Linked DNA regions of Homo sapiens: all the other regions are linked to region 2. A link is an interaction called in ENCODE POLR2A ChIA-PET data of the cell type or tissue named here. Cell type or tissue: B cell. All regions are shown on one strand. Links, peaks and the distances in the headings refer to the core of each region. The heading gives the core; the rest is flanking DNA.

Region 1 (9,973 bases), core at 2,725-6,724, 900 kb after region 2:
TGTGACAGGCTTTGGGTCAAGGGTCTGCTCTGAGCCCCGAGCTCACCGCCACAGGGGCTTTCCCAGGCTGGCTTGGCAGCGGGCGGGGGCTCAGGGGAGCTCAGGAAGCGGGTGGTTCCCACAGCAGCGGCTCAGGCAGGCGGCCCACACACCCAGCCAGCGGGCTCCCGTGGGAAGGAGACCTGGAGGCCGGGGCTCTCCTCCCGTCTGCTCTAACCTCCTGGACAACCTTCAATGCTGTCCTTCCCTCTCAGGCCTCAGTTTCCCAGTGATCTTGAGGGGTGGTCGCTGGAGGTCAAAAGGGGAAGATGACTGTTCAGTTGCCTTGTAAGCAGTGAACGCTTGCAGAATCACAGCAGCTCCTGGCGTGGCTGGATCCAGGGCTCCGGCAATGCTGCCTGGACTTTGTGTCTGTCCCTCTTTGGGCTCCCTGACCCTGATGTGGGCTCCCTCCCTGGTAATCCCTTCCCACGGTGTGGCAAAGATGGCTCATGTCCCCCAGGTCGGCAACTCCCCTGGAAGATAGGGTCTGCACAGGTCCTAGGCCCCCCTGTTCCAGGCAGCCTGGGCCCAGAAGTCCAAACACGTGGGCAGATGGTTAGGGGAACAGTGGGTCCCCAAACCACAGCTGTCCACTGAAAGTGCTGACCACAAGCCAGGCCCAGGGCCAAGCACCAAGTGCCCACTGAGCCCACCTCATCCCCTCACAGGTGCCAAAAGTGAGTCCATTCCACAGAAGGGCACCCAAGGTGCAGAGCGGAAGTGTCACCTGCCTGAGGTCACCCAGCTTCAGGCAGAGACCAGGTGGATATGAGGATCAAGGATCCCGGTTCCACGGGCTGAATTTCAACTCCTGAGCTCTCCTCGGGCTTCCCCAGTGATTCTGGAGCCCTGCAGGGCAGGAAGCGAGTCCTAATGCCCATCCCAGACCTGCCGCCTCAGTGTCCCTTCCTGCCTTGGGGGGAAAGCTGGGGTGAGGAGGATGCAACAGGGGCAACCGTTGGACCCCAGGGAGAGCCCAAGTCCTGGGCATAAAGCACAGCACATTCATTCCGGAGCTGGGCCTCACCTGGGGCAAATCATATTTTCACTCTAAAACAAATGCAAACTCAATGATTAAGATGAGCTACACACACTGGCTCTAAGGTGAACAATTCAGGAGGGTTTGGTCGCACGCGGCCAGCGTGGGCCCTCAGTAGCGCCTCTGGGTGGAGCTCTCTCGGGAGTCTTCCCTCTCGGCTGTGGGACTCGAGGCGGCCAGGAGAAGCCAGAACTGAGGGCATGCGGTCCACGCAGGAGCACGGGAGCCACGGGCCACGGGGTCCCCTCCTCACAGGAGCCACTGGTCGCGGGCAAGCACTGGGTGGTGGTGGAGTCCCAGATGAGCTCCAGCACTGTCCAGAGAAAACAAGGCTACCGTCCAGCACACGTCCTCACTCACCCCGGCCACGGTGATCTGACCACGGCCACGACCAGGCCACGGGGCCTCCCCACCACTGGGTCAAAGGCTGTTCTCAAGAGACTCAGTGACTTTTGGAGCACAGAGCATCTTGGGTTAGTCTCCTGTCCACTTGGTTCCATCAGCTGAGTTGTGCAGGGGTTCCTGGCCCACCTGGAACGCAGGGCCTTCCTGAGATGCCAAGTACCCTGGGCTACAAGGGAGAGTTCCCGTGGCTGGAGGGCATGGCCACCGGGAGGACGCCACAGAGAAAGTCCCAGGACCGATGCTCTGAAAGCTGACCCAGTGCTGCCTCGGAGGGCCCCGGCTTGACTCACCACCCATCCCCGCACTAAGTCTATGCTGACCCTGGCATGCTGCACCCACCCAACCCTTGTCCTCTGCAGGTCCCAGTCTGGTGGGGCAATGGGCACCGAGTGAAGTTTTAAGAAAATGACTGTGGTTTCCAACCATAATGACGAGCCCAGCAGTCTGGGTTGTGGGGCTTGTGGAAGGCTCCATCAGAGGGTCCTGTGAGCTGAGGAAAGGGATCGAGCTGGACCCCAGGACACACTTCTACCCCTAACTCTGCTCCTAGGGGCTCTAAAAAGTAAAGGAGTGTATTAGGCCATTCTCACACTGCTATAAAGAGCTACCTAAGGGCGGGCGCAGCAGCTCAAGCCTGTAATCCCAGCACTTTGGGAGGCCAAGGCAGGCAGATCACGAGGTCAGGAGCTCGAGACCAGCCCGACCAACATGGTGAAACCCTGTCTCTACTAAAAATACAAAAATTAGCTGGGCATGGTGGCAAGCACCTATAATCCCAGCTACTCAGGAGGCTGAGGCGGGAGAATCGCTTGAACTTGGGAGGTGGAGTTTGCAGTGAGCCGAGATCAAGCTGCTACACTCCAGCCTGGACGACAGAGCAAGACTCTGTCTCAAAAAATAAAAACTACCTGAGACTAGGTAATTTATGAAAAAAGAAGTTTAATTGACACAGTTCTGCAGGCTGTTCAGGAGGCATGGCTGAGGAGGCCTCAGGAAACTTACAATCATGGTGGAAGGCAAAGAGGAAGCAGGCACCATTTTCATATGGCCAGAGCAGGAGAGAGTGCGAAGGGGGAAGTCCATCCCGTGCTTCAATCATGGCCCACCAGGCCACGCCTTCAACATGTGGGGATTACAATTTGACATGAAATTTGGGTGGGGACATAGAACCAAACCATATCATTCCAGCCCTGGCCCCTCCCAAATCTCATGTCCTTCTCACATTTCAAAACACAATCATGCCTTCTCAACAGACCCCCAAATCTTAACCCATTTCAGCATTAACTCAAAAGTCCAAAGTCTCATCTGAGACAAGACAAGTCCCTTCTGCCTATGAGCCTGTAAAATCAAAAACAAGTTACTTACTTCCAAGATACAATGTGGGTACAGGCACTGGGTAAATGCTCCCATTTCAAAAGGGAGAAATTGGCCAAAACAAAGGGCCTACAGGCCCCATGCATGTCCTGAACCCAGTAGGGTAGTCATTAAACGGTTTTTTGTTTTTTTTTTGAGATGAAGTCTTGCTCTTGTCCCCCAGGCTGGAGTGCAATGGCACGACCTCGGCTCACTGCAACCTCCGCCTCCTGGGTTCAAGCAATTCTCTTGCCTCAGCCTCCCGAGTAGCTGGGATTACAGGCACCTGCCACCACGCCCAGCTAATTTTTGTATTTTTAGTAGAAATGGGGTTTCACCACATTGGCCAGGCTGATCTCAAACTCCTGACTTCAAGTGATCTGAAGCAGTCATTAAATCTTAAAGCTCCAAAACAATATCCTTTGACTCCATGTCTCACATCCAGGCCACACTGACTCAAGGGGTGGGATCCCAAGGCCTTGGGCAGCTCCACCCCTCTGGCTCTGCAGGATACAGCCCCCTGTGGCTGCTTTCACAAGCTGGCATTGAGTACCTGTGGCTTTTCCAGGCACACAGTGCAAGCTGTCAGTGGATCTACCATTCTGGGGTCTGGAGGACAGTGGCCCTCTCCTCACTGCTCCACTAGGCAGTGCCCCAGCGGGGACTCTGTGTGGGGGCTCCAACCCCATATTTTCCCTCCGAACTGTTCTAGTAGAGGTTCTCCATGAGGGCTCACCCCCTGCAGCAGACTTCTGTCTGGACATCCAGGCATTTCCATACATCCTCTGAAACCTAGGTGGAGGCTCCAAAACCGTAACGCTTGCTTTCTGCACATCTGTGAGCCCAACAGCACATGGAAACTGCCAAGGCTTGGGGCTTGCACCCTCTGAAGCAATGGTCTGAGGTATACCTTTCAGCCATGGCTGGAGCTAGAGTGGCTGGGATGCAGGGTGCCATGTCCCAAGGCTGCACAAAGCAGCAGGGCCCTGGGCCTGACCCATGAAACCATTTTTCCCTCCCAGGCCTCCAGGCCTGTGATGGGAGGGGCTGCTGTGAAGGTCTCTGAAATGCCCTGGAGACATTTTCCCCATTGTCTTGGTGATTAACATTTGGCTCTTTTTTGCTTATGCAAATTTCTGCAGGCTTGAATTCCTCCCTAGAAAATGGGTTTTACTTTTCAATTGCATAGTCAGGCTGCAAAATTTTCAAACTTTTATGTTCTGCTTCACTTTTAAACATAAGTTCCGATTTTGGGTCGTTTCCTTCTTTATGCAAATAAACATAAGCTTTTAGAAGCAGCCAGACCACATCTCGAATGCTTTGCTGCCTAGACATTTCTTCCATCAGATACCCTAAATCATCTCTCTCAAGTTCAAAGTTCCACAGATCCCTAGAGCAGGGGCACAGTGCTGCCTGTCTCCTTGCTGGAGCATAGCAAGAGTGACCTTTCCTCCCTTTCCCAATAAGTTCCTCATCTCCATCTGAGATCACCTCAGCCTGGACTTCACTGTCCGTATCGCTATCAGCATTTTGGTTACAACCATTCAACAAATCTCTAGGAAGTTCCAAACTTTCCCTCACCTTCCTGTCTTCTTCTGAGCCCTTCGAACTGTCCCAGCCTCTGTCCACGACCCAGTTCCCATGCTGCTTCCACATTCTCAGGCATCTTTAGAGCAGTGCCTCTCTCCCAGTACCATTTTCTGTGTTAGTCTCTTCTCACACGGCTATAAAGAACTACCTGAGAATTAGGTAATTTATGAAGAAAAGAGGTTTAATCAGCTCACAGTCCCACAGGCTGTGCAGGAGGGATGGCTGAGGAGGCCTCAGGAAATCATGGCGAAAGGCAAAGGGGAAGTGGGTTCTGTCTTCACACGGCCAGAGCAGGAGAGGGAGACAGCGAAGGGGAAAGTCCATTCCATGATTAAATCACCTTCCACCAGGTCCCTCCTTCATGTGGGGATTACAACTTGATTGGGGGTGGGGGTACACAGAGCCAAACCATATCAAGGAGCAAAGAGGTGCATGTTTCATTTAAAACACAGCCCTCAGGCTGGGTGCAGTGACTCACGCCCGTAATCCCAGCACTTTGGGAGGCCAAGGCAGGTGGATCATGAGGTCAGGAGATTGAGACCATCCTGGCTAATACGGTGAAATCCCGTCTCTACTAAAAATACAAAAAATTAGCTGGGCGTGGTGGCGGGCACCTGTAGTCCCAGCTACTTTGGAGACTGAAGCAGGAGAATGGCGTGAACCCGGGAGGCAGAGGTTACAGTGAGCCGAGATTGCACCACTGCATTCCAGTCTGGGTGACAGAGCAAGACTCTGCCTCAAAAAAAAAACAAAAACAAAACAAAAAAAACAGCTCTCCCTGCTACAGATTGTGGCCAATGGAATTTTCTTCTCTAAAAATTTGCTTGTTTGCTTTGTTTGAATTTTTAGCATAGGGGGAAAAAAAACTACTTTCTTTTTCTTTTCTTTTTTTTTTTTTTTTTTGAGATGGAGTTTCACTCTGTCACCCAGGCTGGAGTGCAATGGCGCGATCTCGGCTCACTGCCACCTCCGCCTCCCTGGTTCATGCCACTCTCCTGCCTCAGCCTCCTGAGTAGATGGGACTACAGGCTCCCATCATCACACCCAGCTAATTTTTGTATTTTTAGTAGAGACGGGGTTTCACCATGTTGGCCAGGCTGGTCTCGAACTCCTGACCTCAGGTGATCCACCTGCCTCGGCCTCCCCAAGGGCTAGGATTACAGGCGTGAGCCACTGCGCCCAGCAAAAAAGCTGTTTTCACGTGTATAAAAAAAATGTAACTAAGTGGTGCACCTGTAGTCCTAGTAACTTGGGAGGCTGAGGCAGGAGGATTGTTTGAGCCCAGGAATTCAAGTCCAACCTGGGCAACATAGTGAGACCCCTGTCTCTAAAACAAAAAAAAAAAAAAGTGACACTGATAAATAAAACATGTTTGTTCTTCCTAATTTGGCCTTGAGGTGAAAAAAATGTTGCTCCCCATGAAGCTGGATGGAAGAGTGGAGACTGGAGAGGCCCAGGCCACCCCCAACCGGCTGACCACAGCGGTGGCCCCAGTCCTGGGGTTCTCTGCCTTGGTTTCCCCACTTAGGAAGCTTAGAGGCTGCCCTGGCTCAGCTGTGACCGAGAGGATGGCATCCCCCATCAGCAGGCTATGCCCCTGCCTGGTCTTCTCTGTGTCTGTCCCCTCAGCTGCTCTCCACCCCTACCCCGGGGTCCCTCTCCCCTTGCCCTGCAGGGCTCTCTCGGGGACGGGCCTTCTTGCAGCTGACGGGTCCCAGCAGAGGTTCCCTGCTCGGGAGGAGCCATTCCACGGGAGGGGTCAGTGGCAGAAAGGCCATTTCTTGGACTCTGGGCTCCAAGGAGCTGGGGCTCATGCTGGGGATGTGGGTGGGAAGGCTGCCCGCAAAGGCCATGTCAGCCGAGAGAGAAGCTTCTGGGTCCTGCCTTCTCCAGGGAGCCTCTTGAGGACATAGGCTGAGTCTGCCTCAACCTGGGGCCTGGCTGGGACTGCCTTGTGTGCAGCCGCGTGAGGGGCTGGTGGGTCCCTTTGAGGAGATGGACCTGGGCTCCTCCCCTCTGTCTGGTGAGGGAGCTCCACACCTGAGGTCCGTCCTTCAGGTTCTGGGGGGAGGGGTCCCGTCAGGAGGCTGTGGGCTGTGGGGGAAGAAGGGCCCAGAAATACAATCCCACCACTGCTAAGTCCTGTTGCTATCCTCCTGGGCCCACTGCAGATGGGGCCACCCTGCCACCCGCGGATCCCCCTGGCACAGCCCTGCTAGGACCTTTCTATGGGGATGAAAGGGGGTCTCAGAGGGTGTGGCCACTCACCAAGGCCCACGTGAGAGGACCCTGGATCATCCTAGCTCCTTTGAACTGGATGCTCCGGGGCCACCTCCCTGTTAGGAATGAAAATGCCGCCCTTTGCATGACACGAGGAGCCAACTGCTTCCGCCAAGGGCTCAGGCATGGCTCTTAGGGGATTCGCACGCATCTGCGTAGGGCTGGACTTCTCACAGTGGACTCCCACTTGCTGGGTTAGGAAACTGAGTCTGTGCGGGACAAGCTCTGCGGGACGGTGCCCCGGCCGGGATCCAGGCGGCTGGCTGCCCACCACCCTCCCCAACCCTCTGTCTGCCCACCGGAATGTGGCCCTTCCTGGGGGAGCCAGTGACTGCCCAGCCTGGGATCCTGGAGCCCCGGCCCTCCTGGCAGAGCTCACACTCTGGCAGGGTCCGAGGAGCTTTTTGGCGACCCGGCCACTCATCCATCCAGGTTCAAGTTAACTTCGGTGAAGATTCATTGTCATTCTGTGTCTCATTTGCAAGCTGAAGATCATGCTGCTGTCTTTGCCTCTAGTCATAACGCACTCCGAGCTGGGTGCGGTGGCTCACGCCAGAAATCCCAGCACTTCGGGAGGCCAAGGCAGGTGGATCACTTGAGGTCAGGAGTTCGAGACCAGCTTGGCCAACACCGTGAAACCTCATCTCTACTAAAAATACAAAAATTAGCCAGGCATGGTGGTGTGCACCTGTAATCCCAGCTACTCGGGAGGCTGAGACAGGAGAACTGCTTGAACCCAGGAGGTGGAGGTTGCAGTGAGCCGAGATCACACCATTGTACTCCAGCCTGGGCAACAAGAGTGAAACTCCGACTCAAAAAAAAAAAAAAAAAAAAAAAAGAAAAGAAAAAAAAAAAGCACTCCCGTAGAGAGAACCCAGCGGGTTCTGCCACTGTCCCGAGTCACGCTGAGAATGCGAGGGTGTAGGTGTCAGCCCTGGGGGACGCTGGCCCTGACACAGGCTGGCTTCCAAGGAGTCTTGTCCATGAGGATTCAAGGTGGCAGACATTGATTTCATATTCTAAGGAAAAGACAGTGCAGCTCCTTTGGGAAGCTCGGCCTCCTGGCCCGCTATGCCTCAGCCTGGCCCCAGACACAGCCAACAGGGCTGACGTCCTCGGGAAGACGCTGTGACCTCAGACAGGCCTCGGGTTTCACCTGAATCCCAGGGGCTGGGACCTACCCTTGTTTAGTTTCCACGCGGAAGCCAATTTGGGACGTTTGTGACCCAGACGAACCCTTTCAGTGGTTTTGTCCTTTCTTTGGAGAAGGGACTAGGACGAAGAAGGCTGGACTCATGGGGCGGCCCAGGGCACAGCTGGGCCCTCGTGTTTCTCCGTGCGTTTTCCAGAAAGCCTCCAGCCCTGCCTCAATCATGGGTTGGCTCTGTCGCTATTCCGAGTTTCACCGTTGTCATATTTGAGCAGAACTTTTGCCCCGACCAGGGATGAGAACGTCGTCTGCCAGTCTCCTCTGCAGCCGGAGTGGCCACAGGCAGGCAGAGGGGGAAGGCAGAGTCCTCCAGCCAGGAAGAGCGCCAGGCCAGGCAGCCTCTGCTGTGTAAATCGACAGGCTTAAGGCTGCTCATTATGTGGTTTCACCTGAAGAGCGACCTGCCGTAGCCACCGCCAGCAAGCGTGTATGGAGGCCGGTGCCTGGCGAGCGTCGGGGAAGCTGCTGAGTCCCTCACTTCCCCCAGTCAATCCCGGCAGCCTTGCGCAAAGCTTGGTTAATTCAAAAACTGTCTTTGTCTGCATTAAAACACCTTTATCCCTGGTATTAATTTCCTGGCCAGAACAAATTACCAAAAATTTGGTGGCTTCAAACCGCAGAAATGTGTGCTCTCTCAGTTCCGAAGGCCAGAAATCCAAAATCTGGGTGTCACAGGACCGGGCCCCCTCCCAAGGCTCTAGGGAGGATCCTTCCCACCTCCTCCAGCTTCTGTTGGGTGCCGGCAACCCCTGTGCTCCCAGCTTGGGGCTGCACTGTCTCCAGCCTCTGCCTGTCTTCCCAGCGCCTTCTCCCCAAACCTCCCTCTCCTGCCAAGGGCCCCAGTCGTTGGATTAGGGCAGGCCCCACTCCAGCATGGCCTTGTCTTAACTCGACGACATCTGCAAAGACCCATCTCCAAAACAGGTCCTGCTCACAAGCTCTGGGGGTATACAGCGAGTCTTTTGGGGGAATACGAGTCAACCCACAGCCCCCCATGAGTGACGAGTGACAGACCTGGAGCCCACTCCTGGGGGTGGAGGGAAGCACAGAGGAGGAGGAGAAGGGTGTGGACGGGGCTGAGCTTGCCCCATCATTGAAGGGACCAGCCCACAGGCCTGGCCCAGGCTGGAGGCACCAGCGAGCACTGGCTGTCATTAATCCTGGGCCCCAGGGTTGGTCCACAGGGCCAGGGTGGCCAGGGTCGGGGTGTGCTCAGAGCCACTTGGCTGGAATGTTCTTTCCCAGATGCCTGCATGCAGGAGGCTCACTGTTCACATCTCCCCCTTTCCACGAGGGCCTCCGTCCTGGCCACTGTCCCCCCAGAGCCTACGCTGCAGGGAAGGGGCTCCGCGAATACACTTTTGAGTCCAGGGGAGGCCCTCCTACCCCTACCAGGTGCACGTCCTGCTGCTGTTTGGATCTTCTCAAAACCTAAGTCGGTCATCTGTGCCCAGTGTGAGGGCGGCTGGCTCCACAGTCCAGGCTCAGCCAATGGGAGAGGCAGGGTCCTGGGGGCCTCTTCTTACAGCATCAGGTCTGTTCCTGCCCACCAACAGGTGGACAGATGACAGACAGAGAGGCCGGTGCGGCCTGTCCAGAGCTGCTGTGCTCGGCACACCTCAGTCAGGGTCCCTGGGCCCCGTCGGTCCTCCGCAGCGGTCTTGGAAGAACAGGGCCTCACACAGCCCTCTCCCCAGCCGTTCTCTTTCTGGCTCACAGAGCGCCCAGGCTCTAGGGGCTGCAGCCCGGGGGGGCTCCATGCAGTCGGCATCTGCGTTCCTTCACTCTTCTTCCCTTGAATGAATTCCAAGCCCCACTGTTCTAAGGAGGACCAGACGTTACCCCAACCACACTCAGGACCCCCAGCTTTGGGGAAAGGAGGACAGACCCGCCCCCCATATGAGTGAGGGCTGCCAGCAGGGCGGAGAGAGAGGGGGCTGGTGTCAGATTCATTGCAGTGGCCCCCTTCCCCCCCTACACTGAGGAACTCCCAGGCACGGAGGGACTCTCCAGCCAGCCCCATGTCACCAAGGAGAGGTGGCAGAAGGGAGCCC
Region 2 (7,037 bases), core at 216-4,215:
TTTCTCAAACTTTGGGTGGCCAAAGGGAAAGTTAAGCCAAAAAAATCAAAGCGTCAAGTTACCAAGAGCGTGGTCTTGGTGAGTGAGCAGCAGACATTCGAGCACTGCCCTCTGTGCCCGTGTGGGGATGCCACCCTCCCCCCACCCGCCCTGGCTGCCAGCTTCTGCTGACCCCTGGACCCAGAAGCATCTGCTTCCCAACAGGGAGGGAGAGGCTTCAGGAACCCCTACTTCACCCAGCCACCGCTCCTTTTTGTCTCTCTTAGACGACATCCCTATTCGTACCTGGTTCCCCAAGGAAAATCTTTTCAGCTTCCAGACAGCAACCACAACTATGCAAGCGTGAGTCTTGTGCCCACGACTTGGGGTCAGGGTTGGGTGGTCTCTTTCTGCTGCTCAGGAAACAGCACTTTTTCCCAGTCTCTGGGCCTACCAGGGGGGCTGCTTCTGAACAGACCCACGTGCCTATGCTGTGCCAGGCCTGCCAGGGAGGCCAGGGCTGACTGCTCTTCCCCTCCCATGGCTGGTGCCCAGCCCCCCCCCCCACACACACACAGTCAGGGGACCTGGCCCAGGGCTGCAGCTGATGAGCTCTCAGTGGGGTGTGGGGTGTGGCAGGTTCTCCTGCTCCTATCCACTCTCCTCAGCCTGTGTCTGCCCTCCCTCAAACCCCAAATAGAAGCCTACTTCTGTTTCATACGTGCCATAGGTCATCACAGTTTCAGGGTCCCCGCAGGGACCTGCTCCTCTCTGTCTTGACATACATTTGGCTTTTCTGTTCTGGGATTCCTTCCAGGGAAGTTCCCTTTGCTGCATTGGTCCCCACACCAAAGAAGTGTCCTGCCCGGGGGAGTCCACCCCACACCCAGCCTCAGGCTGCCTGGTCTCAGCAACCAGTCCTTGTGGCATGGGCTGCAGTGACATCAGCTTCCGTTGCCCATTCAGGGCTGGCCAGCAGTGTAGCCAGCATCCTGCTGGTGGCTGGGTTACCTGTGAGGGACCTATTGGGTCAGTGACAAGAAGGGAACTGTAGGGACCGGGTGGGGGCTGAGGGGAGGCCCGGGGTTGAGCTCACTGTGTCTTCTCTCTCACGCCATCCCTTCTGGCCCTGGCTTCAGCATCTCGTAAGTACCTGTATGACTTGGTGCCTAAGGGCACAGCTGTTGTCCCTGGGGAGACCCTCCCACCCCAAATAGGTTTGGGCAGGCCAGGGACCTGGGTCTTGAGGGAGTGCCGCTCTCTGCGGGCCTGGCTCCCAGCGGGCACCGAGGTCGCAGCAGGGCCTGCTGGGAGCTGGGCCTCGACAGGTGAGGCAGGCTGGGACTCCTCTGCCGGGCCCCGTGCCCCAGACGCCCTGCTGGGCCCTCTGCTCGCACCACTGTCCCGACGTCTGTGTCCCTCCTGCCTCCGGCCAAGGGCAGTGCTGACTCGCGGTGGTTTCCCAGGGTGTTCAGGGGCTACGCGGAGAGGAAGCGCCGGAAACGGGAGAATGATTCCGCGTCTGTAATCCAGAGGTAGGGCCTGCCAGCCACTCGCCACCAGGGTCCATCTCTGGTCTGTGCTGGCCTGGCCTGGGCCCCCTCGGCCCTGGCAGACCTGATGGGGGAAGGGTGGTGGCGACCACTGGCCTGGCCCTGCTCTGGGGACGTGGCAGGCAGGAGAGGCCATGTGGCCCGGGCTGCAGGAAAGCATCTCACCCTCAGTCCTGCACTCCGAGGGCACGTGTCTCTGTCTGGGCTGGGGCCAGCAGCAAGGCCCCCCTCCCCCACTCCAATCACACAGATGTGTCTGGGAAGCTTTTTTGCCCGTTTTGGATGTTGGGCCTTGGCAGGGTCCAAAGTTTGGTGGAGGAGAGGACCTGCCCCTGAGGTGGCTCAAGGACACAGAGCAGGAGAGGGGGCTCCTGCAGGCCCCCAGCCCGCCATGGGGTGGTGCAGACAGGAGCCCCGCTCTGCTGCAGCGCAGGCAGGCTGGATCCTCTGCCACATGGGCGTGGAGGCTCAGGGCGTAAGTCCCGGGCGAGGACGGAAGGTCAGAGCCTGGGAATGCAGCTCGGGAGGAGACTTGATCCAGAGCGCCAGGCACTGCACCTTTGTTCTGGAGTTGAAGGGGAGCCCTGGAAGGCTGTCGCGGGAAGAGCACTGGGTGGGATTTGCCTTTGGGTGGGAGGTGGTGCCAGGAGCCAGGGAGAGCACTGGCTTCCCACACCGAAGGGGTGAGAGTAGAGCCATGACCCGACGGGGGCTAGGTGGGCAGGGGCTGCCGTCACCCTCTCACGGCCCTCTTCAGCCCCTGGCTTCCTCCCCCAGGAACTTCCGCAAACACCTGCGCATGGTCGGCAGCCGGAGGGTGAAGGCCCAGAGTAAGACCCCGTGCGGCGGGGGTGGGGGGGCGGCGTTGCGCTTGGCTGGTTGGGGCTTTGCTTGCTGCTAGCTGCGATAAGAACGACCCCCGCCCCAACCCCAATCGGGCCCTGCCTCAGGCTCCTCCCCTTCCAGCCACTTCCCCAGCCCGGCCCAGGCTCCTCCCCTCCCAGCCACGCCCCCAGCCCGGCCCAGGCTCCTCCCCTCCCAGCCACGCCCCCAGCCCGGCCCAGGCTCCTCCCCTCCCAGCCACGCCCCCAGCCCGGCCCAGGCTCCTCCCCTCCCAGCCACGCCCCCAGCCCGGCCCAGGCTCCTCCCCTCCCAGCCACGCCCCCAGCCCGGCCCAGGCTCCTCCCTTCCCAGACTCCGCCTCTGGCCCTGCCCCAGTGTTCTCAGATCCTGCCCCTGAACCAACCGAGCCTCTGGTCCGTGTCTGCTTCATGTGCCTTAGACCCCACCCACATTAGCTTCCTCCTCTGCCCAGGGCCCCTGTGGTCCCCTCGCCTGGGGTCTGAGACTCCCGAGGCCCCGCCCCACCCGCTCGCTAATGCGGGTTTTGCTCTCTGCAGCGTTCGCTGAGCGGCGCGAGCGGAGCTTCAGCCGGTCCTGGAGCGACCCCACCCCCATGAAAGCCGACACTTCCCACGACTCCCGAGACAGTAGGTGCCCCGCACAGGCCCGCCCACCTTCCCCAGAGCCTCCCCTAGACCCCAGACCCCTGCTGGGGGTCCCCTGCCAGGGCCGCTGGGCTGCGCTTTTGCACTCCTGAATCTTGGTTTACCTGTTTGTGAGATGGGGACGCCCTCAGCATCTCCGATCGCAAAGGCGGGGCTAACAACGGCCGCGGCAGTGCTGGCCGGGGGCGCCTGTAGGGCCGTGCCCACCGCCACTCGCAAGAGGCCCTCAGGGGCAGGGGGCTGCGGTGCCCGCCCCCACTCCCTCCCAGGCGCCCGGCGGACTTGGCTGGAGCTGATGCCTGCACGCGCCTTCCACCGGCCTCGCACCAGGGTCTCCCTTCCCACATCAGGCCGCTGCCCAGTGGTGTCCACAGGCCTGTCCTGCCGGGCTGGCGGCGACCTCTGTATGGTCCTCCCACTTGCTTGGAGGACCCTCCGGGATGGGGCTTTCGGGCCCTGTGGGCCTTGGGGCCATGGCCAGGATAGGAGGTGCTGCCGGGCCTGCTGTCCTGGTGACCCTCTTGCTTCCCAGGCAGTGACCTGCAGAGCTCCCACTGCACGCTGGACGAGGCCTTCGAGGACCTGGACTGGGACACTGAGAAGGGCCTGGAGGCTGTGGCCTGCGACACCGAAGGCTTCGTGCCACCAAAGGTCATGGTGAGGCCCAGCCCGGGCAGTGCTCCTCTACACCCCGAGCAGGACTCCGCCCCAACCCGAGTCCAGCCAGCTCTGCCTGGGACCACGCAGCCTTCTCCAGCTGCCTGGGGGAGGGTGTCTCACAGGGCTATACCCTTGGGCTGCCTGGCAGCCAGAAGGTAGCCTCATGGGGGCTCCCACAGCCCCTTGGCTTTTGGATGGGCCTGGGGCCCCTGAGCAGCTCTTTGTCTCCGCAGCTCATTTCCTCCAAGGTGCCCAAGGCTGAGTACATCCCCACTATCATCCGCCGGGATGACCCCTCCATCATCCCCATCCTCTACGTGAGTCCCGCCCCGGGCCTGCCCCCAACAGATGCCCTCTTGCGGCCCCACCCTGGGCCAGCGCCGGCACCCCAGGTCCCCAGGGTGCTGTGGCGCTGCTGGCTCTGACGCAGCCTTGATGTGGCCTTGTGGCCTGTGTCTGTCCCCAGGACCATGAGCACGCAACCTTCGAGGACATCCTTGGTATGTGCCTCATTGGCCTTCTCTCTGCTGGTTCCAGGCCTGGGAGGGGCAGACACAGGTGGGGGTGCCCCTGGGGCTGGGGTGGGGGCCGCAGCACTCACACCCGCTCTCCCACAGAGGAGATAGAGAGGAAGCTGAACGTCTACCACAAGGGAGCCAAGATCTGGAAAATGCTGATTTTCTGCCAGGTGGGGCTCAGTGCTCGTCTCCTGACCAGGAGAAGAATCGTGGTGGGGCAGGGGAAGACCAAGGGGAAGAAGTCAAGTTGGGGGAGACCAAGGGGAAGAGGTTGGGGTGGGGAGACCAAGGGGAAGAGGTGTTTGTGGGGGAGACCAAGGGGAAGAGGCGTGGGGGTGGAGACCAAGGGGAAGAGGTGTGGCTGGGGGAGACCAAGGGGAAGAGGCTGGGGTGGGAAGACCAAGGGGAAGAGGTGTTTGAGGGGGAGACCAAGGGGAAGAGGTGTGGCTGGGGGAGACCAAGGGGAAGAGGCTGGGGTTGGGGAAGACCAAGGAGAAGAGGCGTAGATGTTGAGGGGGAAAGATCAAGGAGAAGAGGCGTGTGGCGGGGGGAAACGAAGGGGAAGAGGCGTGTGGCTGGGGGAGACCAAGGGGAAGAGGTGTGGCTGGGGGAGACCAAGGGGAAGAGGCTGGGGTTGGGGAAGACCAAGGAGAAGAGGTGTAGACATTGAGGGGGAAAGATCAAGGAGAAGAGGCGTGTGGCGGGGGGGAAATGAAGGGGAAGGGGCGTGTGGCTGGGGGAGACCAAGGGGAAGAGGTGTTTGGGGGGTAGATCAAGGAGAAGAGACGTGGCGGGGGAAGACCAAGGGGAAGAGGCGTGTGGCGGGGGAGATCAAGGGGAAGAGACGTGGCGGGGGAGATCAAGGGGAAGAGACGTGGCGGGGGAGATCAAGGGGAAGAGACGAGGGGCAGGGGAAGATCAAGGGGAAGAGGCGTGTGGAGGGGGAGATCAAGGGGAAGAGGCATGGTGGGGAGATCAAGGGGAAGAGGCGTGTGGCCAAGGAAGACCAAGGGGAAGAGACGTGGCGGGGGAGACCAAGGGGAAGAGGCGTGTGGTGGGGAAGACCAAGGGGAAGAGGCGTGGAGGGCAGAACAAGGGGAAGAGGCGTGTGGCGCGGGAGATCAAGGGGAAGAGACGTGGCGGGGGAGATCAAGGGGAAGAGACGTGGCGGGGGAGATCAAGGGGAAGAGACGAGGGGCAGGGGAAGATCAAGGGGAAGAGGCGTGTGGAGGGGGAGATCAAGGGGAAGAGGCATGGTGGGGAGATCAAGGGGAAGAGGCGTGTGGCCAAGGAAGACCAAGGGGAAGAGACGTGGCGGGGGAGACCAAGGGGAAGAGGCGTGTGGTGGGGAAGACCAAGGGGAAGAGGCGTGGAGGGCAGAACAAGGGGAAGAGGCGTGTGGCGCGGGAGATCAAGGGGAAGAGACGTGTGGCAGGGGAAGATCAAGGGGAAGAGGCGTGTGGAGGGGGAGATCAAGGGGAAGAGACGTGGAGGGGAGATCAAGGGGAAGAGACGTGGTGGGGGAGATCAAGGGGAAGAGACGTGGCAGGGGAGATCAAGGGGAAGAGACGAGGGGCAGGGGAAGATCAAGGGGAAGAGGCGTGTGGAGGGGGAGATCAAGGGGAAGAGGCGTGGGGGGGAGATCAAGGGGAAGAGGTGTGGGGGGGAGATCAAAAGGAAGAGGCGTGGCGGGCAGGTCAAGGGGAAGAGGCATTGGGGGGAGATCAAGGAGAAGAGCGTGTGGTGGGGGAGATCAAGGGGAAGAGGCATTGGGGGGAATTAAGAGGAAGAGGCGAGGGGGGGAGATCAAGAGGAAGAGGCGGGGGAAGATCAAGGGGAAGAGGCGTGTGGTGGGGGAAATCAAAGGGAAGAGGCGTGTGGTGGGGGAGATCAAAGGGAAGAGGCGTGTGGTGGGGGAGATCAAAGGGAAGAGGCGTGTGGTGGGGGAGATCAAGGGGAAGAGGCGTGTGGTGGGGGAGATCAAAGGGAAGAGGTGTGTGGTGGGGGAGATCAAAGGGAAGAGGCGTGTGGTGGGGGAGATCAAAGGGAAGAGGCATGTGGTGGGGGAGATCAAGGGGAAGAGGCGTGGGGGGGAGATCAAAGGGAAGAGGCGTGTGGTGGGGGAGATCAAGGGAAAGACGTGTGGTGGGGGAGATCAAGGGGAAGAAGCGTGGCCGGGGGATGAAGACCAAAACTACCTCCCACGCATGTGCGTGGGTGCATGTGTGTCGGAGAGGGGGAGGAAGGAGGAGCAGATGCCTGACCACAGCTTCTTACAGGGAGGTCCTGGACACCTCTATCTCCTCAAGAACAAGGTGGCCACCTTTGCCAAAGTGGAGAAGGAAGAGGACATGATTCAGTGAGAAGCCGGGTGCCCTGGGCGCGGGGAGGGCTGGAGGCAGAGTCCAGGCCCTGGCATGTCCCTCCCCCACAGCCCCTCCTCCACGGTCCGCTCTGTGGAGTGGGGTGCCTGTCCCCTGCCACTGGGTGACCCACCCCTCTCCACCAGCTTCTGGAAGCGGCTGAGCCGCCTGATGAGCAAAGTGAACCCAGAGCCGAACGTCATCCACATCATGGGCTGCTACATTCTGGGGAACCCCAATGGAGAGAAGGTACAGTGACCCCCAAGCCCCACCCCAGACCTCTGGAAACCCCCGACGTGGACAGACAGGGCAGAGCCTTCCATGTTTCCTGGCATTTTTTTTCCTTCCCCCGGGCATTCCCCTAGAAATCCTTTATGCCTGAGCCCAGCCAGGTTTGGGGGGTCTGAAAAAAGAGGGTGGGCCCTGCTCCCCATCTCCTCCCCGCTCCTCCTTCCC
Region 3 (9,973 bases), core at 3,288-7,287, 800 kb after region 2:
TACCCTTAAAAAATGTAAAGAGAGAAAGGGAAAAAAAGGCATCTGCCTGGTCAGGAATCTCTGTTTCCTCTCAGCCAGGAAACAGGAAGTGAGTGTTCGGGGAGATTGGGAACCAGCCCTCGAGAACAATAGAGCCCCCCCAGAGCCCCCCAGAGGGGAAGGGGAACTGCGTCAAGGGGTGGGGGCTGCCGGAAGCCTGACCTCTGCCCCGCCAAGCGCAGAGGGGGCCTGAGGCATAAATTTAGTCTCCTTTTCCTGATGAAAGGCTCAGATGCCCTACTGCTGGGGCTGGGGGGAGGGCAAGGCTGGCCTGGGTCCCTGGGGCCTTAGGGACCATCTAACTGTGCCCTCCTTTCACCTATGGGTAAACTGAGGCCCAAAGAGGGGAAGAGCCCTGTCTGGGGGACTGAGGGTGCCGAGCTCCCGTGGCTGTCTCGTTGGGGCTGCAGGCTTTGCTCGGCTTAACACCTGCTGGACCTGGGCACCCCCTCACGTCCCTGAATAAACATAGCGGGTTCTGGTGGAGGCGGGAGGGCAGTGCGGGCCCCTGCAGCCAGCCCTGGCCATTCCTGCCAGCCGTGTGACCCCAGGCAACGCCTCACCTCTCGAGCCTGGCTTTCCCAAGTCACCCTGGCCCGGAGCAGCCTGAGAGGCAAGGCTGCCACCAGCCCGTGCTCCCTCCAGCCCTGCCAGGTGTGCGTCCCCACCTTAGCACCTTGCAGTCTCCACCCCAGCACCCTGTCCTGCATCTCTCCACACCAGCACCCTGCACCCCTGCATCCTAGCGCCCTGTCCTGCATGTCTCCACACCAGCTCCCTGTCCTGCTCTGGGGGGCGGCTCCTTCACTCCCCACTAGTGCCCTAGGGTGACTGTGTGAAGGTGGTCCGGGCCCTTCCCCAGGCAGGGAGGGGACACGGGGCAGGTCCCTCCCCAGGCCCTGGCCATGACTCTGCATCAGGCAGGACACCCCCATGCCTATATCCTTGCTGCTGCCACTGGCCACCATCCTGGCCCAGGTGACACCAACTGGACTCTCAGCCGGGATGCTGCAAACCCGCCCAGCACCATCAGGCCTCTTGGGGGGGACTGCAGCTTCCTGAGCCACCCCTGCCTGGGCAATGACTGGAAACTCCTCTCTCAGGCTGCCCGGCAGACCCCCACACTGCCGGGATGGGGAGGGCTGCTCTGCCTAAGGGGCCTGCCCATCTGTCTGCCCGTGGACCCTACTCCACGCAGGCCTGGGTGGCCGGAGCGTTCAGGAAGCAGGTCAGGGCAGCAGGCCATGCCAGCCTCGGCCTCCCTCCCAGCCACCAGCAAAGCCTGAGGGTTCAGGGATGGCAGCTGATGATGGTGATGCTGATGATGGTGACAATGATGGCGGCGGCCACAGTGGCACCACAGTCTGCACCCCCAGCCGGCTCCCCCAACCACTCCAGCAGCAGGGATTTTTTTTTTTTTTTTTTTTTTTGTGACGGAGTCTCTCTCTGTCTCCCAGGCTGGAGCGCGGTGGTGCGATCTTGGCTCACTGCAAGCTCCGCCCCCCGGGTTCACGCCATTCTCCTGCCTCAGCCTCCCGAGTAGCTGGGACTACAGGCACCCCCCACCACACCCGGCTAATTTTTTGTATTTTTAGTAGAGACGGGGTTTCACTGTGTTAGCCAGGATGGTCTCGATCTCCTGACCTCGTGATCCGCCCGCCTCGGCCTCCCAAAGTGCTGGGATTCCAGGCGTGAGCCACCACGCCCGGCCAGCGGCAGGGATTTTTAAAGGAACGACATCCAGCAGGAAGGGCGAACCCTCCCCTCCTGGGCCCTTCCCTGGCCCTGGCTTCCCTGGGATGAGGGGTGGCTAGGTGTCCGCCTCGCAGGGCTGCAGGGGCCCAGGACACGGGGGAGGGGGGCTGATTCCAGCCAACCCACAGCAGGCCTCCACCCCAGGAGCCAGAGGGGATGCGCTCTCTAGCCTCTTCCACAGCCCTCCCGGGGGTGGTGGGCTGGGTTTGGCGGAGGGTCTCGGGGCTGTGTGCAGGGCTGTTACCGGCAGGTGCTGGGAGGTGGGGGGTGGCTGGGGCAGGACGGGAAGGTCACTCTAGCCTGAGGATAATTTCTACTTTATTTTACAATTCCAAAATGAAGAGTGATTTTCTTGCTTCTTGTTTGAGCTGGGCTGTGACATGTGCTTCCTCTCGAAGAGCCAGTGGATTTGATGAGAAGCACCGAGAGCACCGCCCGGCTCCCGGCATCTGCGAGGCCTCGCACAGGTCCTGTTCTGACGGCAGCGCTGATCAACGCTCTCCACAAACCCCACGAGGGTCGGAGGCGTCCGCATCACCTGCCCGCATACGGGGAAGGGCTGGGAGGCTGCAGGGCTGAGTCACCGCCGGGCACCCACTCCCTGCCAGCCCCCGGGAAGGACAGGGGCAGACGCGGCTCTTTCGCTTAGCCTCAGGGAGGTGGAATCACACAATTTTAGAGCCTTTATTTTAAGGAAAAGAGAGCTGCGTAAAAATAAATAAAAAAATAAATAAAGAGACTTTATTTTAGGGCAGTTGTAGGCTTACAGCCAAATTGAGAGAAGGTACAGAGGTCCCACGCCACAGCCCCCGCCCCGACGTGCGCAGCTCCCCCTGCACCGGAGCGGTTCGTCTGTGACGTGGGTGAACCTGCACTCACATGTCGCAGTCACCCGGGGCCCACGGTGTAATTGGGGTCACTCCGTGTAGCACATTCAGGGTCTGGGCAAGTGTATGAGGGCACGTGGCTGCCAGGACAGTATCAGGCACGGACGTCTCTGCCCTAAAATCGTCCGAGAGGCACCCTCTTTACGTGGACAGTTTAATGCATTTGGGCAAATGAGCACCCCCGTGTAATCGTCACCGCCAAGGATGGATAGGATGTTTCCCACCCCTCCGAAGCCCCTCACACTCTGCCTGACCCCTGGCAGCCCCGACGTGCTCTCTGCTGCTCCTGGGAGATTTGTGTTGTGGAAGCCAAGTGGCCAGTGCCCTGTGCCCAGCACGATGGCTTTTCTTTTTTTTTTGAGACAGAGTCTTACTCTGTAGCCCAGGCTGGAGTGCAGTGGCACAATCCTAGCTCATTGCAACCTCCGCTTCCCTGGTTCAAGCGATTCTCCTGCCTCAGCCTTCTGAGTAGCTGGGATTACAGGTGTACACCACCATGCCCGGCTAATTTTAGTAGAGATGGGGTTTCACCATGTTGGTCAGGACAGTCTCGATCTCCTGACCTCAGGTGATCCGCTTGCCTTGGCCTCCCAAAGTGCTGGGATTATAGGTGTGAGCCACTGCGCGTGGCCGTGATGGGTTAGGGTTGGTCAGTGCTGTGTGTGTCTGTGACTCAGTACTGCTTCGTAGGAGTCCACAGTCTGAGTGGGCCATGGTTCATTCATTCATTCATTCATTCATTTAGAGATGGAGTCTGGCTCTGTCGCCCAGGCTGGAGTGCAGTGGCACGATCTCAGCTCACTGCAAGCTCTGCCTCCTGGGTTCACGCCATTCTCCTGCCTCAGCCTCCCACGTAGCTGGGACTACAGGCACCCGCCACCACACCTGGCTAATTTTTTAAATTTTTAGTAGAGACAGGGTTTCACTGTGTTAGCCAGGATGGTCTTGATCTCCTGACCTCGTGATCTGTCTGCCTCGGCCTCCCAAAGTGCTGGGATTACAGGTGTGAGCCACCGCACCCGGCCTATTTATTTATTTTTTGATACAGGGTCTCACTCTGTCACCCAGGCTGGAGTGCGGCGGCGCAATCTCAGCTCACTGCAACTTCCGCCTCTGTGGTTCAAGTGATTCTCTGCCTCAGCCTCTCGAGTAGCTGGGATAACAGGCACACGCCACCACGCCCAACTCCAGGGCCACAGTTTATATGAACACATTTTAATTTCAGAGAGAAGAGAGTTTGGAAAAAAATTTAAAAATAATAACAAACAAAGAAAGGGTCCCTCCACTTCTCACAAGACTCAACATAGGATTACCACAGTCTCCAAAACTCCACGCTAGGTACATTCCCCTAGAGCAGGGATTCAAACAGACGCGCAATGTACACACAGCGTTGTGCTCACAGGAGCCGAGAGGTGGATAGACCCGGATGCGCATCCACGGATGAGTGCATTGACAAGCCAAGGCCCATCCGTACAGTGAGACACTGCTGAGCCGTAAAGAGGAATGAAGCTCTGGCCAGGGGCGGTGGCTCACATCTGTAATCCCAGCACTCTGGGAGGCCAAGAATGGTGGATTGTTTGAGCTCAGGAGTTCAAAACTAGCCTGTGCAACTTGGCAAAACCCTGTCTCAAATATTTAAAAAGGGGAAAAAAAAATTAAAAAAAAAAAAAAAGGAATGAGGCCCGGGGTGGTGGCTCACGTCTGTAATCCCAGCACTTTGGGAGGCTGAGGCAGGAGGATCAGTTTAGGTCAGAAGTTTGAGACCAGCCTGGCCAACATGGTGAAACCCCGTCTTTACTAAAAATACAAAAATTAGCCGGGTGTGGTGGTGCGCGCTTTTAGTCCCAGCTACTCAGCAGGCTGAGCCAGGAGAATCGCTTGAACTCCGGAGGCAGAGGTTGCAGTGAGCTGAGATTGCGCCACTACACTCCAGCCTGGGCGACAGAGCGAGACTCCGTCTCAAAAAAAAAAAATTAACACTAGGCCAGGCGCGGTGGCTCACACCTGTAATCCCAGCACTTTGGGAGGCCGAGGCGGGCGGATCTCCTGAGGTCAGCAGTTCAAGACCAGCCTGACCTACATGGTGAAACCCTGTCTTTACTAAAAATACAAAAATTAGCTGGGCATGGTGGCTCGCACCTGTAATCCCAGCTACCTGGGAGGCTGAGGCATGAGAATTGCTTGAACCCGGGAGGTGGAGGTTGCAGTGAGCCGAGATCACGCCACTGTGCTCCAGCCTGGGCGACAGAGCAAGACTCCATCTCAAAAAAAAAAAAAAAAAAAAAAAATGGAATGACACCCTGGCAGGAGCTGCGGCATGGACGAGCCCTGAGTGATTCCATTGACAAGAGATGTCCACAGCGGGCAGGGCCATAGAGACAGGAAGCAGCTTAGTGGTTACCAAGGACCGCAGGAGGAGAGAACGGGGACACACACCTGAGGTGCGTGGAGTTTCACTCTGGGAGCATGAACAAGTTTTGGACATAGATAGTGGTGGTGATCGCACCCTATTGTGAATAGAATTCCCCTGAGGGACACCTAAAAATGGCTAAAGTGGCACAGCAGTGTGGAGGTTCCTCAAAACATTAAACATTGCATGTAACCCAGCAATCCCTCTTCTGGGTATAGACCTAACGGAAATGAAATCGATGTGTCTAAGAGATAGCTGCAGGCCACGGGCGTCGCACGCTGTTCATAATAGCCAAGAAACAAAGTTAGTGCATGCATGGATGAATAAGTGTGGCGGATACACACAGCGGGGCACTGTTCACCCTTCAGCAAGGAGACCTGTCACTTGTGATCACATGTGTGAACTTGGAGGTCACAATCTTTTTTTTTTGAGCCAGAGTCTCACTCTGTCGCCCAGGCTGGAGTGCAGTGGTACAATCTCGGCTCACTGCAGCCTCTGCCTCCCGGTTCAAGCAATTCTCCTGCCTCAGCCTCCTGAGCAGCTGGGACTACAGGGGCCCGCCACCACACCCGGCTAATTTTTTAGTACTTTTTTAAGTACAGATGGGGTTTCACCATGTTGGCTAGGCCGGTCTCAAACTCCTGACCTTAGGTGATCCTCCTGCCTCGGCCTCCCAAAGTGCTGGGATTAAAGGCGTGAGCCACTGCGCCTGGCCTAAGGTCACAATCTTAAGTAAAATAGGCCAGGCACAGAAAGACAAATCCCACATGCTCTCACTCATATGTGGAGTGTGAAATAGTGGAGCTTAGAAGCAGAAAGTGGGGCAGTTGCTCCCAGGGGTGGGCGGGGCGGGGTGGCCAGATGTTGGCGGAAGGCCACAAAGTTTCAGTTGAGGAGTGGGTGCAATATCTATGGGACACAAAGTTTCAGTTGAGGAGTCAGTGCAAGATCTATGGGACACAAAGTTTCAGTTGAGGAGTCGGTGCCAAGATCTATGGGACACCCAGCGACTTGAGTGAATAAAGGCACTGTGCTCTTGAAAATTTCCGAGAGAGTCTTTCTCATCACCACAAAGGTAAGCACGGGAGGTGATGTAGGTATGAACTGGCTCGACGTAGCTGTTCCCGAATGTCCACATAGACCATAACGTGCCATGTACCATAAATATGTACCACGTTTGTCAATTAAAAAACAAACAGGCAGGGCGTGGTGGCTCACGCCTGTAATCCCAGCACTTTGGGAGGCCAAGGTGGGCAGATCCCTTGAGGTCAGGAGTTCAAGACCAGCCTGACCAACATGGCAAAACCCCGTCTCTACTAAAAATACAAAAATTAGCCGGGCTTGGTGGCAGGCACCTGTAATCCCAGCTGCTTGTGAGGCTGAGGCAGGAGAATTACTTGAACCTGGGAGGCAGAGGTTGCAGTGAGCCGAGATTGCCCCACTGCACTCCAGCCTGGGAAACAGAGTGGGACTCTGTCTTAAAAAACAACAACAATAACAAAAAAATAAATAAAATAAGTAGTCAGTGCACTAGGGAAAGAAAAGAATATAAAATACAATGCCTAATTGTTAAAAAAAAAAAAAAAACGTAGGCAATAAGACTTCAGAGGAGAGGCCGGGCGCAGTGGCTCACGCCTGTAATCCCAGCACTTTGGGAGGCTGAGGTGGGTGGATCACCTGAGGTCAGGAGTTCGAGACCACCCTGGCCAACATGGTGAAACCCCATCTCTACTAGAAATATAAAAATTAGCCGGGCATGGTAGCGCATGCCTGTCATTCCAGCTCCTCAGGAGGCTGAGGCACAAGAATTGCTTCAGCTCGGAAGGTGGAGGCTGCAGTGAGCCGAGATCATGCCATTCCACTCCAGCCTGGGCCAGAGTGAGATTCGGTCCAAAAAAAGACTTCAGAGGAGACCCTGCCTCCTGGTGCTCTGTACATTCTTCCCCTAAACTGGGCTCAACTTCCTTGTTTTATGTAAAAGTTGGGCAGATGGAATTAAGCCCTCAGAGCATTCAACTTACTTCATAATTTTCAGAGCCAGCCGGGAGTGCAGGAGGGAGAACTTTCCTGTGGACGTCCTGTGTTCTCCAGACGCAGAGAACCCTCATCAACCGAGGGGGAGGTCACTTCCGAATCCACAGATGGCGTGTGAGTGCATGGCGAGCGCCTCCAGGACACACTTACTGTTCCCTTGCTCTGGCCAGACGCCAGCCGGACCCTGTGTGTGCGCGCCGTGCTGCTCTTTGCAGCTGCCTGCAAGGGGTTCCTGCGAAGACCAGCACCTTGGGGAAGAGCCTGCGGCTGAACTTGAACTCGCAGCTACCTGAGTCAGACCTGTGCTTTTTCACCTCTACGGAAGATGTCAGAGCGTTTCCCTAGCAATGTTTTAGAAGTTACTTCTGTCTGGAAAAAAATGGAAAAAATGGCAAATTATGTTATGTATAATTTGATAATTTTAAAGAATTAATGATGTAATTATTACTCAAACCCACTGAATTGTACGTTTTATTATTATTATTACTATTTTCTTTTTTTTCTTTCTTTCTGTTTTTTTTCGAGACGGAGTTTCACTCTTTTCGCCCAGGCTGGAGTGAAATGGTGCAATCTCAGCTCACCACAATCTCTACCTCCCGGGTTCAAGTGATTCTCCTGCCTCAGCCTCCCGAGCAGCTGGGATTACAGGCATGCACCACCACGCCCATTCAATTTTGTATTTTTAGTAGAGATGGGGTTTCTGTATGTTGGTCAGGATGGCCTTGAACTCCCAACCTCAGGTGATTCGTCTGCCTCGGCCTCCCAAAGTGCTGGGATTACAGGCGTGAGCCACTGCGCCCGCTTATTATTATTATTTATTTTATTTTATTTTATTTATTTGAGACAGAATCTCCCTCTGTCGCCCAGCCTGGAGTGCAGTGGCGCGATCTCAACTCACTGCAACCTCTGCTTCCCAGGTTCAAGTGATTCTCCTGCCTCAGCCTCCCGAGTAGCTGGAATTACAGGTGCCCAACACCACGCCCGACTAATTTTTGTATTTTTAGTAGAGACAGGGTTTCACCATATTGGCCAGGCTGGTCTCAAACTCCTGACCTGGTGATCCACCCGCCTCAGCCTCCCAAAGTGCTGGGATTACAGGCATGAGCCACCGAGCCCGGACTGAATTGTACATTTTAAATGGGTGAATTGTATGGTATATAAATGATTTCTTAATAAAGCTGTTATTTTTATTTTATTTTCAAGGTGGAGTCTCACTCTGTCTCCCAGGCTGGAATGCAGTGGCACGATCTCAGCTCACTGCAACCTCTGCCTCCTGGGCTCAAGCAATTCTCCTGCCTCAGTCTCCCTAGTAGCTGGGATTACAGGCGCCCGCCACCACACCCAGCTAATTTTTGTATTTGTAGTAGAGACAGCATTTCACCATGTTGGCCAGGCTGGTCTCAAACTCCTGACCTCAGGTGATCTGCCCGCCTCGGCCTCCCACAGTGCTGGGATGACAGGCATGAGCCACCGTGGCCAGCCATAAAGGTGTTATTCAAGAAAAAGAAGAAATGCCTCAGACCTGAACGCTTCCCACCATCTTGGCTGAGCGTTTGACCACATCGGTGGATGCCCCACTGGGTTGCATTCTAGTCCGTGCCGATGGCCTCTGCGGGGGCTCCTTCCAATCCCTTGAGACGTGGGCCATGTTGTAGGGGATGCTGGCAGTTAGTGGGAAGTGTGAGCACTGAGGGGCCCCCAGTCCTGGAGAGGAAGCCTTCTGGGCTGCGGGTCTCTCTCCTGCCAGGCATCCCGGGCACCATGCAGCCCCTGCCACCCTGGGCTCAGCCTGCCCCGTGCCCTCTGCAGTCCTTCCTCAGCCAAGGGCAGCTCCTGGAGTTTAGGGGATGGGAGTGGACTCCTTCTGGGGTGGGTGGAACCTCTCCTCCACCCAGCTCAGCAGACCGGTTGTGAGGTTGCCGCGTAGGCACCATGGGCAGTCGGGGGTAAGGATGGATACCTCTCGGTAGCTGATGCGGGGCTCACGCTGGGCTGGCACTTTAAGACAGATGCCGGAGGAGCAGCCAGGGGTGTTTGTGGGGCACATGGGCCGGGCCAGGCCAGCGCCTCTCTGGGACCTCAAGCAGGAGAGTGGTCGGTCCAGCCCGGGAGGGAGCCTGTGGCTAGGCCTGTGCAGGAGTCGGGGGGGACTCTCGGTGGGGACCCTCCCGGCAGCCGAAACTGGGGGAGGGAGAGCAGAACATCTGGCCCTGCTGGGTTGGGGCTGATGCTTCTGTTTAGCCGTAGCAGCCTCCCTGGGGTTGATTTCCTAGAGCTCCTACACCCCCAGTTTGTCCGGGGCCCCAGCCGTAGCTGCTACTGGGGGCCTCAAACTCCCCCAGGGCAGCCAGGACCCCAGGGGCTGTGGAGCCAGGGGCAGAGTGGAGGTGGGGGTCGGGGGAGGGCTGCAGCCGGGCCCATAGTCCCCACCCTGCAGGCCGGAGCAGGAAGGGCTGGCGGGAGCCAGGGACAAAAGGCGGACGTGCAGCCGGCCATGTGTGTCCTTATCACAGGCTGCACTCCCAGCACAGCAGCCTGCGCGGAAACGCTCCTCTCCGCCGCCTTCCTGCCTGGAAGCCCGGAGGCGGAGGCGGAGGCGCTGGAGGCCCCCACCCAGCGGGACGGGAGGCTGAGGGGAGCAAGGGGAGCGAGCGGAGCCAGGTGGGGGCAGATGTGCAGGATGGGTCAGGGGCAGCGGGGTGGGAGGCCCAGCCTCCGGGGTCTGGAGGGTTAGCTGAGTACTTCACGCTGCACTGATCTGTGGGGCCGCCGTGATGTGGGTGCTAACGCTCTCCCCACCTGTTGGATGGGGAAACTGAGGCCCAGGGCAACAGTGACCTCTCGAGGT

The links. ChIA-PET counts read pairs that join two places held together with the same protein. Peaks named below come from ENCODE experiments on the same cell type or tissue, not always from the same donor. Only the 100,000 strongest peaks of a DNase experiment are listed, where the experiment ranks them.
Region 1: POLR2A ChIA-PET joins it to region 2 with 6 read pairs; 1 of 35 experiments calls an interaction of 5 or more read pairs at or near these places.
Region 3: POLR2A ChIA-PET joins it to region 2 with 8 read pairs; 1 of 35 experiments calls an interaction of 5 or more read pairs at or near these places.

Annotation. Positions count from the first base shown.
Region 1 is chr9:136,553,372-136,563,344 of GRCh38, reverse strand. No RefSeq gene overlaps it. Among named protein-coding and RNA genes, the nearest start is that of NALT1, 11 kb to the right of the region's middle. In B cell, for the core only: no CTCF peak of the experiment used is centred there; a DNase peak (open chromatin) is centred at 4,700.
Region 2 is chr9:137,449,716-137,456,752 of GRCh38, reverse strand. NSMF (NMDA receptor synaptonuclear signaling and neuronal migration factor) reads left to right here. Exons shown (of 16, transcript NM_001130969.3): 4 at 267-342; 5 at 1,119-1,124; 6 at 1,446-1,514; 7 at 2,310-2,362; 8 at 2,933-3,022; 9 at 3,573-3,697; 10 at 3,934-4,017; 11 at 4,167-4,200; 12 at 4,318-4,388; 13 at 6,498-6,577; 14 at 6,728-6,830. MIR7114 (microRNA 7114) reads left to right here and starts at 6,667; the gene lies at 6,667-6,727. RefSeq lists enhancers at 1,017-1,898, 2,783-3,664, 3,665-4,548, 6,285-7,037 and silencers at 2,527-2,576, 2,637-2,686. In B cell, for the core only: no CTCF peak of the experiment used is centred there; DNase peaks (open chromatin) are centred at 1,312, 2,386, 2,812, 3,752 and 2 weaker places; H3K4me3 peaks cover 1,194 bases; H3K27ac peaks cover 607 bases.
Region 3 is chr9:136,646,219-136,656,191 of GRCh38, reverse strand. LNCEGFL7OS (lncRNA EGFL7 opposite strand) reads left to right here. Exons shown (of 2, transcript NR_135132.1): 2 at 7,127-7,582. LOC102724193 (a long non-coding RNA gene) reads right to left here and starts at 9,508. Exons shown (of 4, transcript XR_930443.3): 1 at 8,648-9,508; 2 at 7,113-7,494; 3 at 2,674-2,796; 4 at 2,096-2,498. RefSeq lists enhancers at 466-1,090, 9,135-9,831, 9,832-9,973, a silencer at 9,343-9,532 and a cis regulatory region at 9,160-9,973. In B cell, for the core only: no CTCF peak of the experiment used is centred there; a DNase peak (open chromatin) is centred at 5,341; H3K27me3 peaks cover 500 bases.